2 separate regions of the Homo sapiens genome follow, and region 2 is linked to region 1. Evidence: chromatin loops called from intact Hi-C (ENCODE). Cell type or tissue: ascending aorta. All regions are shown on one strand. Each heading gives the region's core, and the rest is flanking DNA. Links, peaks and the distances in the headings are about the cores only.

The links. A loop is a pair of places that touch in the nucleus more often than their neighbours do. Peaks named below come from ENCODE experiments on the same cell type or tissue, not always from the same donor. Only the 100,000 strongest peaks of a DNase experiment are listed, where the experiment ranks them.
Region 2: a loop joins it to region 1, with 5 times the contacts of the local background. A loop is called at or near these places in 8 of 110 quality-filtered maps.

The regions. Positions count from the first base shown.
Region 1 is chr4:99,295,012-99,303,049 of GRCh38, reverse strand. LOC100507053 (a long non-coding RNA gene) reads right to left here. Exons shown (of 10, transcript NR_037884.1): 8 at 2,680-2,751; 9 at 2,395-2,581; 10 at 1,694-2,099. Among named protein-coding and RNA genes, the nearest start is that of ADH1A, 8.0 kb to the right of the region's middle. In ascending aorta, for the core only: no CTCF peak of the experiment used is centred there; DNase peaks (open chromatin) are centred at 1,119, 1,439 and 2,039; H3K27ac peaks cover 2,500 bases.
Region 2 is chr4:99,204,715-99,207,214 of GRCh38, reverse strand. ADH6 (alcohol dehydrogenase 6 (class V)) reads left to right here. Exons shown (of 9, transcript NM_001102470.2): 8 at 2,152-2,290. The region is part of intron 4 of LOC100507053 (a long non-coding RNA gene); the gene reads right to left. Among named protein-coding and RNA genes, the nearest start is that of ADH6, 13 kb to the left of the region's middle. RefSeq lists an enhancer at 1,648-2,149. In ascending aorta, for the core only: no CTCF peak of the experiment used is centred there; a DNase peak (open chromatin) is centred at 1,464; H3K27ac peaks cover 2,500 bases.

The DNA.
Region 1 (8,038 bases), core at 586-3,085:
TTAATGCAAACAAGCTTTTGGAGTTACTTGGTTACCTGGGTAGTCCTGGATTTTGCCTTTTTTCTCCCAAGACGCTTATAATTGGATTTTTTTTTTGAGACGGAATCTCGCTCTGGCCCAGGCTGGAGTGCAGTGGCGCGATATCTCGTCTCACTGCAAGCTCCACCTCCCGGGTTCACGCCATTCTCCTGCCTCAGCCTCCCGAGCAGCTGGGACTACAGGCGCGCGCCACCATGCCCGGCTAATTTTTTGTGTGTGTATTTTTAGTAGAGGCGGGGTTTCACCGTGTTAACCAGGATGGTTTCGATTACCTAACCTCGTGATCCGCCCGCCTCGGCCTCCCAAAGCGCTGGGATTACAGGCGTGAGCCACCGCGCCTGCGCTCAATTCTCAAGAGATTTTTTTTTTTTTTTTATGATATCATAGTCTTCTTTCATGCATATATCTTTTCTCTTTGTAAATAATAACAGCTTTTAAAAACATTTTGTATTTTTTCACTTCATGGATTATTTCTTCTAACTTCTTTTTTCTTTGCTTTGTTTCTATCTTTCCTATTACAAAGCTGGAATCACTCCACATTTCTGATGATCTTGGTTGTCTTCTGTTGCAGGATGGGGCACTAACGAGCTATCGGGAAGCTCTGAATACATGGGTGGCATCTGTGTCATGTGAGATTTGCTATAGAACTCTCTGGTGGGATTAATTGCTGGGGAATATAATGTCAGTAAGGGTGGGTATTTTCTCTTGGGCTGGTCAGATTTTTCAAAGGATGATTTTGGAAGTTTCCGTGCAGAAGACACATGCCCAGCTGCCAGCACTCTGGGGCCCAAGAGGGCAATTGAGAATTGAAAATCATCACAGCAGAGTAGAAATCCAATAGAAACATAAAAGATCTCAATAAATTTATGCCGTGGTGTACCTTTTCTCCAGACGATAACTAATGAAGTGCCCCCAAACTGATGATTCAAAGAAAGGTGTGATATCTGACAAGCTGATGCTCTCACCCTGGGGAGAGGGAAGGGATTCCCCAGGACTAGGGTGAGGAGGCTCCAGGATGGCAGGTGTGGCCAGAGGCAAAGCACCTCCCGCCCACATGGGAGTAAGTCAAAGGCTCCAGAGAGATACGCAGCTGGGAATAAAATTTCCAGAGACTGTATCAACAATCATGGTGTGTCTCAAGCAATTTAAACGGAAATAAAGTTGACGTGTTCTCAAAAATATGCTAAAAAACTCAAAAGTGGCTTTAAAGCTGACATAGACATATAAAATATGTGTCTATGAAAATAATAGTAGAACCTACCTCATAGAGTTATTCTGAGGTTTACATGAGTACATAATTTGAACCAACCATTTGGAACAGCAACTGGCACATGCTGAGAGTGGCAAGGATATTACCTATTATTCTTTAGGTTATTAAACTCTAGAGTTAGGCTTCGTGGAATCCTGGCCCCACCACTAGCTGTGTTACATTGGGAAATTGATGCAATCTCTCTAAACCTCAATGTCTTCATCTGTACAATGTGCATGGCAATGGCATTTACCTCATAAGTTAATGCTAAACATTGCACTAAATGAGGCAATGTATGCTCAAAAATGAGCATAGTCAGCACTCCATAAATGTTAGCTATAAATAGTAATAATTTGTGCTTTTTACAAAAATTTATATTTTAACTTCAAAAAGGAAAACAATCTCCACCATTAAAGAACTCTTTAATTTTTAGATACTTTTATATTGCGACAAACATACCATTTGTATTACTCTGTATTGTTTTAATAAACACTTGGTATTTCTACATCATCTCAGTAATTACATGTTTAAGCATCTGCCAAGAACATTTTCAGGATAATTTAAAATACATCAATACATCATCAAAACACTTTTGGAACATTCAGATGGTTTGTAGTTTGGTTCTCACAGAGAAGACTGGATGGTACATCTTTGTTTTTGGATTGGGCTTCTTAGGTTATTTCCCAACTCCCTTCACAGGAGGAATGTAAGCAAACATTTTGATCTCTCACACATGCTCTTCTTGGCAGGATTCCAGGCTCCACAGCCGCTGCAAGACCAGCAAGTATTTCCGCTCCCTCGACATCTTGGGCTTCAGTACCAAAATCAAAATGAAATGCTAATTGAGTAGGGATTGATGGCTTTGAATGTGGCATTTTCAAAAATTTCTCTAGGAACTTAAAATGTATTCTATTTATTGCAGTGTGCTATAGAGTATGCATCTATTCCATTCTCAAGTTCTGTTTACTGCTACTAAAGTCCCTCTCCCAATTTTCATTTTGCACCTCATCCCAAAACATGCTTTAAGGTTGTTATTTATGCACATACATGAACTGTTACAATTCTTTCTAGCAATCTTTACAATAATATTAATCTCATTATCTTACCAAGTTATTTAACCCCCAAAATGAAGGATTTGAACTGAAGATAATTTCTGCAAGTTACAGTATTCTTTGTCAGGCCCATGTAAATTATGGACCTCTGCGGAAAAGAAGACAGTTGGATCTCTTGCAGGGATGCTGGTCTGTCCTTCTCCAGGCTTTGGAGTCACATCTTCGCACTGCTCATCATTACCTGTATAATTATATTAGAGATGCCAATCCTTGCCTTCCACTAACCTTCCAAGAGAGCTTGTGGTAATTTGTTACGTCAGCAATAGAAAATTAACACACCTCTGTTGCAAACATGGCCATCTAGGATCTGCGGGTAGGCACATCTCCGTCTTTGATCTCAGCCTGGAAAAGCTCATCAATTTTAAGAAGCCATAAGATTAGATTAGGTTCACCTGGATAATCCAAGCTAATCTTCCCATCCCAAGACCTTTAACTGAATCATATCTACAAAATCCATTTTTGCCCTGTAAAGCAACATATTTCTAGATTCCAGGGATTGGGAGCGGACTTCTTTGAGGGCCATTATTCTGCCTACCAGGCAGAGGATCACTCCCCCAAAGTGAATCAAGTATATCATCTCCCTGGATAAGCTAAATTTAGAATATGGTACTTTGTGAAAATGTAATATAGAATCAGGTTGGCTTGCAGAGACACACATAGAGAGAGAAGTAGAGGAAAGTGATGCCCTGTGATCCCCAGAGATTGACAGGGTTACCTGTGGACATTCCAGATGTTGCTCCAGAGGGCCTGCTATGGCCCTCTGATACTAGAACACTGGCTTTCAATAATGTGGCAACTGCTCTTCCCACCTGCCCATCTAAACGTTTAGAAGGTGGGACAAAGAGTAAGCACAGAGTAGTTGCCAGATGGTATTAAGAAAGATCTCCTGACTGTATGGAGTTTATCCCAAAGTGCTTTCGGTATTTCATGGAGCCATATGCTCAAAATGTGATGGAAGCTCATAAGTGGATACCACATTTCCAAATTCATTATGGCCTTGAAAACAAGGTGGTAGTGGCTATAATTCCCTTAAATGCTAGGTCTCCATATGCGAGAGATGATTAAACAGAAAAATGAATAAAAGGGTGTATGAAAGGGAAAAAATGTATTCAATATTATTTGTCCATACTGTTGATTGCATATATACCTTTCAATTCCATCTCATCTTTCTTGATAAATCCTTTTTGGGGGGTAACTGATAATTTTATTTTGGGATTGATAACAGGTTTTTTACTTTTATTTATTTATTTTTTCTATTTCAATAGGTTTTGGGGGAACAGGTGGTGTTTGGTCACATGAATAAGTTCTTTGGTGGTGATTTCTGAGATTTTGGTGCACCCATAACTTGAGCAATGTACACTGTACATAGTGACTAGGTTTTATCCCTGACCTCCCTCCCACCCTTATCACTGAATCCTCAAAGTCCATTGTATCATTCTTTTGCCTTTGTGTCCTCATAGCTCATCTCCTACTTATGAGTGAGAAAATATGATATTTGGTTTTTCATTCCTGAGTTACTTCACTTAGAATAATGGTCTCCAATTCCACCCATCTTGCTGCCAGTGCCATTATTTAGTTCCTTTTTATGGCTGAGTAGTATTCCATAGTGTTTGTGTGTGTATGTGTTTTATCTAGTCAATGATCGGTGGGCATTTGGGCTGACTCTATATTCTTGCAATTGTGAATTGTGCTACTATAAACATGCGTGTGCAAGTATCTCTTTCTTATAATGACTTCTTTTCCTCTGGGTAGATACCAAGTAATGGAATTGCCGGATCAAATGGTAGATTTTCTTTTAGTTCTTTAAGGAATCCCCTCACTTTTTTCCATAGTGGTTGCACTAGTTTACATTCCAACCAACGGTGTCAAAGTGTTCCCTGTTTACTGTATCCACACCAACAAGTATTATTTTTTGATTTTTTGATTATGGCCATTCTTGAAGTAGTAGGAAGGCATCACATTGTGGTTTTGATTTGCATTTCCCTGATCATTAGCGATATTGAGCATTTTTTCATATGTTTGTTGGCCATTTGTTTATTTTCATTTGAGAATTGCCTACTCACATCCTTAGCCCACTTTTGAATGGGATTGTTTGTTTTTCTCTTGCTGATTTGTTTGAGTTCTTTGTAGATTATTGATATTAGTCCTTTGTCAGATGTATAGATTGCCAAGATTTTCTCCCACTCTGTGGGTTGTCTGCTTAATCTGCTAATTATTTCTCTTGCTGTGCAGAAGCTTTTTAGTTTAATTAAGTCTCATCTATTTATCGTTGTTTTTGTTGCATTTGCTTTTGGGTTTTTGGTCATAAGTCTCTGCCTGAACCAATGTCTAGAAGGGTTTTTCCAATGTTATCTTCTAGAGTTTTTATGATTTCAGGTATTTGATATAAGTCTTTGATCCAGCTTGAGTTGATTTTTGTGTAAGTTAAGAGATGAGGATCCTGTTTCATTCTTCTACATGTGGCTTGCCAACCATCCCAGCACCATTTGTTGAATAGGGTGTCCTTTCCCCACTTTACGTTTTTGTTTGCTTTGTCAAAGATCAGTTGGCTGTAAGTATCTGGGTTTATTTCTGAGTTCTCTATTCTGTTCCATTGGTCTACAAGCCTGTTTTTATACGAGTACCATGCTGTTTTAGTGACTATAGCATTATAGTATAATTTGAAGTTGGGTAATGTAATGCTTCCAGGTTTGTTCTTTTCCCTTAGTCTTGCTTTTGCTATGTGGGGACTTTTTGGTTCCATATGCATTTTAGATTGTTTTTACTAGTTCTGTGAAGAATGACAGTGCTATTTTGATGGGAATTTCAATAAATTTGCAGATTGCTTGTGGCAGTATGTTCATTTTCACAATATTGATTCTACCCATTCATGAGCAGGAGATGTGTTTCCATTTGTTTGTGTCATCTATGATTTTTTCAGCAGTGTTTTGTAGTTTTCCTTGTAGAAGTATTTCACCTCCTTTGTTAGGAATATTCTAAAGTATTTAAATTTTTTTTGCAGCTATTGTAAAAGGGGTTGAGTTCTTGATTTGATTCTCAGCTTGGTCACTGTTGGTATATAGCAGGGCTACTGATTTGTGTACATCCTGAAACTTTGCTGAATTCATTTACCAGTTCTAGGAGCTTTATGGATGAGTCTTTAGGGTTTTCTATGTATACGATCATGTCATCAGCAAACAGTAGCAGTTTGACTTCCTCTTTACTGGTTTGGATGCCCTTTATTTCTTTCTCTTATCCGATTGCTCTAAGACTTGCAGTACTGTATTGAATAAAAGTGGTGAAAGTGGGCACCCTTGTCTTGTTCCATTTCTCAGGGGAAGGCTTTCAAATTTCCCCATTCAGTATTATGTTGGCTGTGGGTTTGTTGTCAATGGCTTTTATTACCTTAAGGTATATCCCTTTTATGCCGATTTTGCTGAGGGTTTTAATCAGAAAGCATGCTAGATTTTGTCAAATGCTTTTTCTGCATCTATTGACATGATCATGTGATTTTTGTTTTTAATTCTGTTTATGACTGGTCTCACATTTATTGACTTGTATATGTTAAACCTTCCCTGCGTCCCTGGTATGAAACCCACTTTTCATGGTGGATTATCTTTTGGATATACTGTTGGATTCACGTCACTAGTATTTTTTTGAGAATTTTTGTATCTATGTTCATCAGAGATACTGGTCTGTAGTTTTCTTTTTTTGTTATGTCCTTTCCTGGTTTGGTATTAGGGTGACACTGGCTTCATAGAATGACTTAAGGAAGATTCTCTCTTTCTCTATCATTTGGAATAGTGTCGATAGGATTGGTACCAATTCTTCTTTGAATGTTTCATAGAATTCAGCTGTGAATCCGTCTGGTCCAGGGCTGTTATTGGTCTCTTCAGAGTTTCTATTACTTCCTGGTTTAATCTAGGCCAGGTGTATCTTTCCAAGAATTTATCCATCTCCTCTAGGTTTCCTAGTTTATGCACAAAAACTTGTTCATAGTAGCCTTGAATGATCTTTTGTATTTTTGTGGTATTGGTTGTAATTCTTCCCATTTCATTTCTAATTGAGCTTATTTGGATCGTCCGTCTTCTTTTCATGGTTAATCTTGTCAATGGTCTATCAATATTATTTTTCAAAGAAACAGCTTTTTAAAATTTATCTTTTGTATTTTTTTGTTTCAATTTCATTTAGTTCTGCTCTGATCTTGGTTATTTCTTTTCTGCTGGGTTTGGGTTTGGTTTGTTACTGTTTCTCTAGCTCCTTGAGGTGTGACTTGAGATTGTCTGTCTATTTGTGCTCTTTCAATCTTTTTGATGTGGACATTTAATGAATGCTATGAACTTTCCTCCTGGTATCACTTTGCTGTATCCCAGAGGTTGTGATAGGTTGTAACACTATTATCATTCAGTTCAAATAACTTTTTAATTTCCATCTTGATTTCACTGTTGGCCCAGTGACCATTCAGGAGCAGATAATTTAATTTTCATGTATTTGCGTGGTTTTGAGGGTTCCTTTTGGAGTTTATTTCAAATTTTATTCCACTGTGGTCTGAGAGAGTACTTGCCATAATTTCAATTTTCTTAAATTTATTGAGACTTGTTTTTTCACCTATCGTATGGTCTACCTTAGAGAATGTTCCATGTGCTGATGAACAGAATGTATATTCTGCAGTTGTTGGGTAGAATGTTCTATAAATATCCAGTAAGTCCATTTGTTGTAGGCTGTAGTTTAAATCCATTGGTTCTTTGTTGACTTTCTGTCTTGATGACCTGTCTAGTGCTGTCAGTGGAGTATTGAAGTCTCCTACTATTGTTGTATTGCTGTCTATCTCATTTCTTAGGTCTAGTAGTAATTGTTTTGTAAATTTGGGACCTCCAGCGTTAGGTGCTTATATATTTAGGATTGTGATATTTTCCTGTTGAAATAGTTCTTTCTTTTATCATTATATAATGTACCTCCTTGTCTTTTTTAACTTCTGTTGCTTTCAAGTTTGTTTTGTCTGATATAAGAATAGCTACTCTTGCTTGCTTTTGGTTTTCATTTGCATGGAATATCTTTTTCCACCCCTTTACCTTAAGTTTATGTGAGTCCTTATGTGTCAGGTGAGTCTCTTGAAGACAGTAGGTACTTTGTTGGTGAATTCTTATCCATTCTGCCATTCTATATATTTTAAGTGGAGTATTTAGGCCATTTACATTCAACGTTAGTATTCAGATGTGAGGCGCAATTCTATTCATCGTGCCATTGTTGCCTGTATACTTTGTTTTTTTTTTCATTGTGTTGTTGTTGTATAGGTCCTGTAAGATTTATGCTTTAAAGAGGTTCTGTTTTAATGTGTTTCCAGGATTTGTTTCAAGATTTGGAGCTCCTTTTAGCAGTTCTTTTAGTGCTGGCTTAATAATGATGAATTCTCTCAGCATTTGTCTGAAAAAGACTGTAACTTTCCTTCATTTATGAAGCTTAGTTTTGCTGGACACAAAATTCTTGGCTGGTAATTGTTTTGTTTAAGGAGACTAAAGAAAGGACCCCAATCCCTTCTAGCTTGTAGGGTTTCTGCTGAGAAATCTGCTGTTAATCTGACAGGTTTTCCTTCATAGGTTACTTGATGCTTTTGCCTCACGGCTCTTACGATTCTTCCCTTTGTCTTGACTTTAGATAA
Region 2 (2,500 bases), core at 1-2,500, 95 kb after region 1:
AAAGAATCCAGTGTCCAACATTTAAAGCAAACTCTAAATTGAAAAGAAGGCAATATTGTAATCTATAACTACACTTCAGCGAAATTATACACCTGCCAGCTGGGATTCTTTGGAGAATATACTTAGCCATTAGTTGTCATTGTTCAACTCATGTAAAATCTTATCCCAAACAAATGAGTTGTCACGCTACCAACTCAAATATATTAAACACAATGGATTCTTGATTTAAAAGAAATACTATTGATTAAAAAAAATAAGAATTATTTTACCCAGAGGAAAAATATCTTATAGAATCCTTTGATTTTCTGTTTTTTACCTGTCCTGGAACATTTTTATAGACTTTAGAAGACTATTTTATTGAAAAAGTAGAAGACAAACTAAATTAAATAAATCTGCTTAAGATTCTGGGCTCATAAGCAAGAAATCTGAAATTTACGAAGAAATGTATTTATCCAGAAACTCTGGGCAATCTGAATGCCTGGGCAAAAAGAGATGAGAATTAGAGGAGTGCCTGAATTACTTGCACAAGTGAGCTGTCTGTAGTCCCCAAGTAAGCTATGGCAGCATGTTATTACAGATATTAGAAGCCTTACCTAATTCATTTATAAAGAGTAGATACATGGCAGGACCAGCAAAAAAAAAAAAGTAATAATCCAGTTATATATATAATCTATTAAATAGAAGAACTGTAATTTCAGTTCTTCTATTTAAGATCATTGAATACATCCATTGCCATTTCTCTCTATTGTATTTATAGATGATAATGTTAATTCAAAATACACATACTCAGCTAAGTCTTATAAAAATAAGATTACCAATATTCTTAAAACCCTCAGTGAATGAAACTAATTCACTGGCCACTCTAGCACTCATATAGTGATCATTAATGTAAATTAGTTTATTCCACAAATAGTATAGTCCTCTGGTTCAATGATTTTCAATCAACAATAGCATTTAACAGGTGTTGGACAGTCCTGCTAAACCTCCCACAATGTGCAAAAGAAAGAATGTTCCCCACCCAAAATGCCAGTAGTGCCCTTGTTGAGAAACACTGCCTAGTCCCGTCTGTGGTCCTAGAATTTTCTTTCCTATGTCATTTGGTTGAAATAAGAAAAAAAGTGGAGGGTTGACATAGATGTAAAAATGTTTTATCAGATCACCAATCAAAATATAAAAACAAATAGAAATATACACTGGCCCTTCATGTCATGACATAGAACAGTAATTAGTATTCTTGGTTACACATAACAGAAACAAACTTAAATTAAAAATAAATCTATTAGAAGAGTTTGTGGTAGTTTGGAGAAGAAGTTGGGGAGCCTAACCTAAGCTAGAACCAAGAAAAGCAAGTAATTGTCAAGATCCTATCACAGAATAATCCGCATAGAACACTAAGCAGATTACGCCACATTATACTTTGCACAATTACACCACACCCACCCTTTCTAGCAATGAGCAGACTGCCAAAGTCTGTGTGGTAACTCACTGAGCGTGGCACTTAGCACAGTGCTAAATTTAATGTGTTTCTTGAAAATCACGGGAATAGAGAAAATACAATGCTAAACTACATCTTACCTTAGCTAACTCCATCTTTGCTTGTTCAATTCTTACTTCCAGAAAGCACATTTTATTCTTATATTGCTTTGTACACATTCTTTTCCCAAGAGCTTTCACTGGGACTGCTGCCACAGTGAGAGTTCTTCTTTTCCTTTAAGCTATTTGACTCTTTTATGAAGTGGCAGATCAAAACATACACATGAGGGAATGCACACACAAAAAAATGTGCTATATTTAACATTTGAATTGCTTCTTTCCATGATTCCCAAGACCTTGGCCTTTGTTATACATTAGATATAGATTCACTGCTCCCCAGAGATTGCAACATGACACCAGGAACACTCAAGGCAAGGTCCACATTCTATCTGCTTTGAATTAATTCTCCTCTGTAGTACCAGAAGTCTCCTTTAGGAACACAGCCCTCTATATAATGTGTGTGGTTGGGGTAGGCATTCTCCTGATGATTGAGGCAAGTAAACGGGACAGGCTTAGATTTTCTCAGTCAAAGCCAACAACTTCAGCAGTTACTTTGAATGACCTTTCCTTTATAATGAAGCCTCATGTGTAAAATTCATCATTAATCTGTATTTCCAGGCTGGAAGAGCAGACAGCACATCCCTAAACTGGTTGCTGATTATATGGCAGAGAAGTTGAATCTAGATCCACTAATTACTCATACTCTGAATCTTGATAAAATCAATGAAGCAGTTGAATTAATGAAAACTGGAAAATGGTAAACTGCCCACATAAATTTTATGTCTGTGTGTTTGAGACCAAGAGAAAGGGTGTATTGGCTTGGGAGTAGAAGAAGGGTCGTCCCTGCTGCAGAAGCTGTATACTGATAATTGAAGAGGCTTTCAGGAATTTGTAAAGCATCTCCTTCCCCTCTGCATTTTGTTTTATTTCTAGCTAATAAAATACATAATCCTGAAAGTATTTAAGT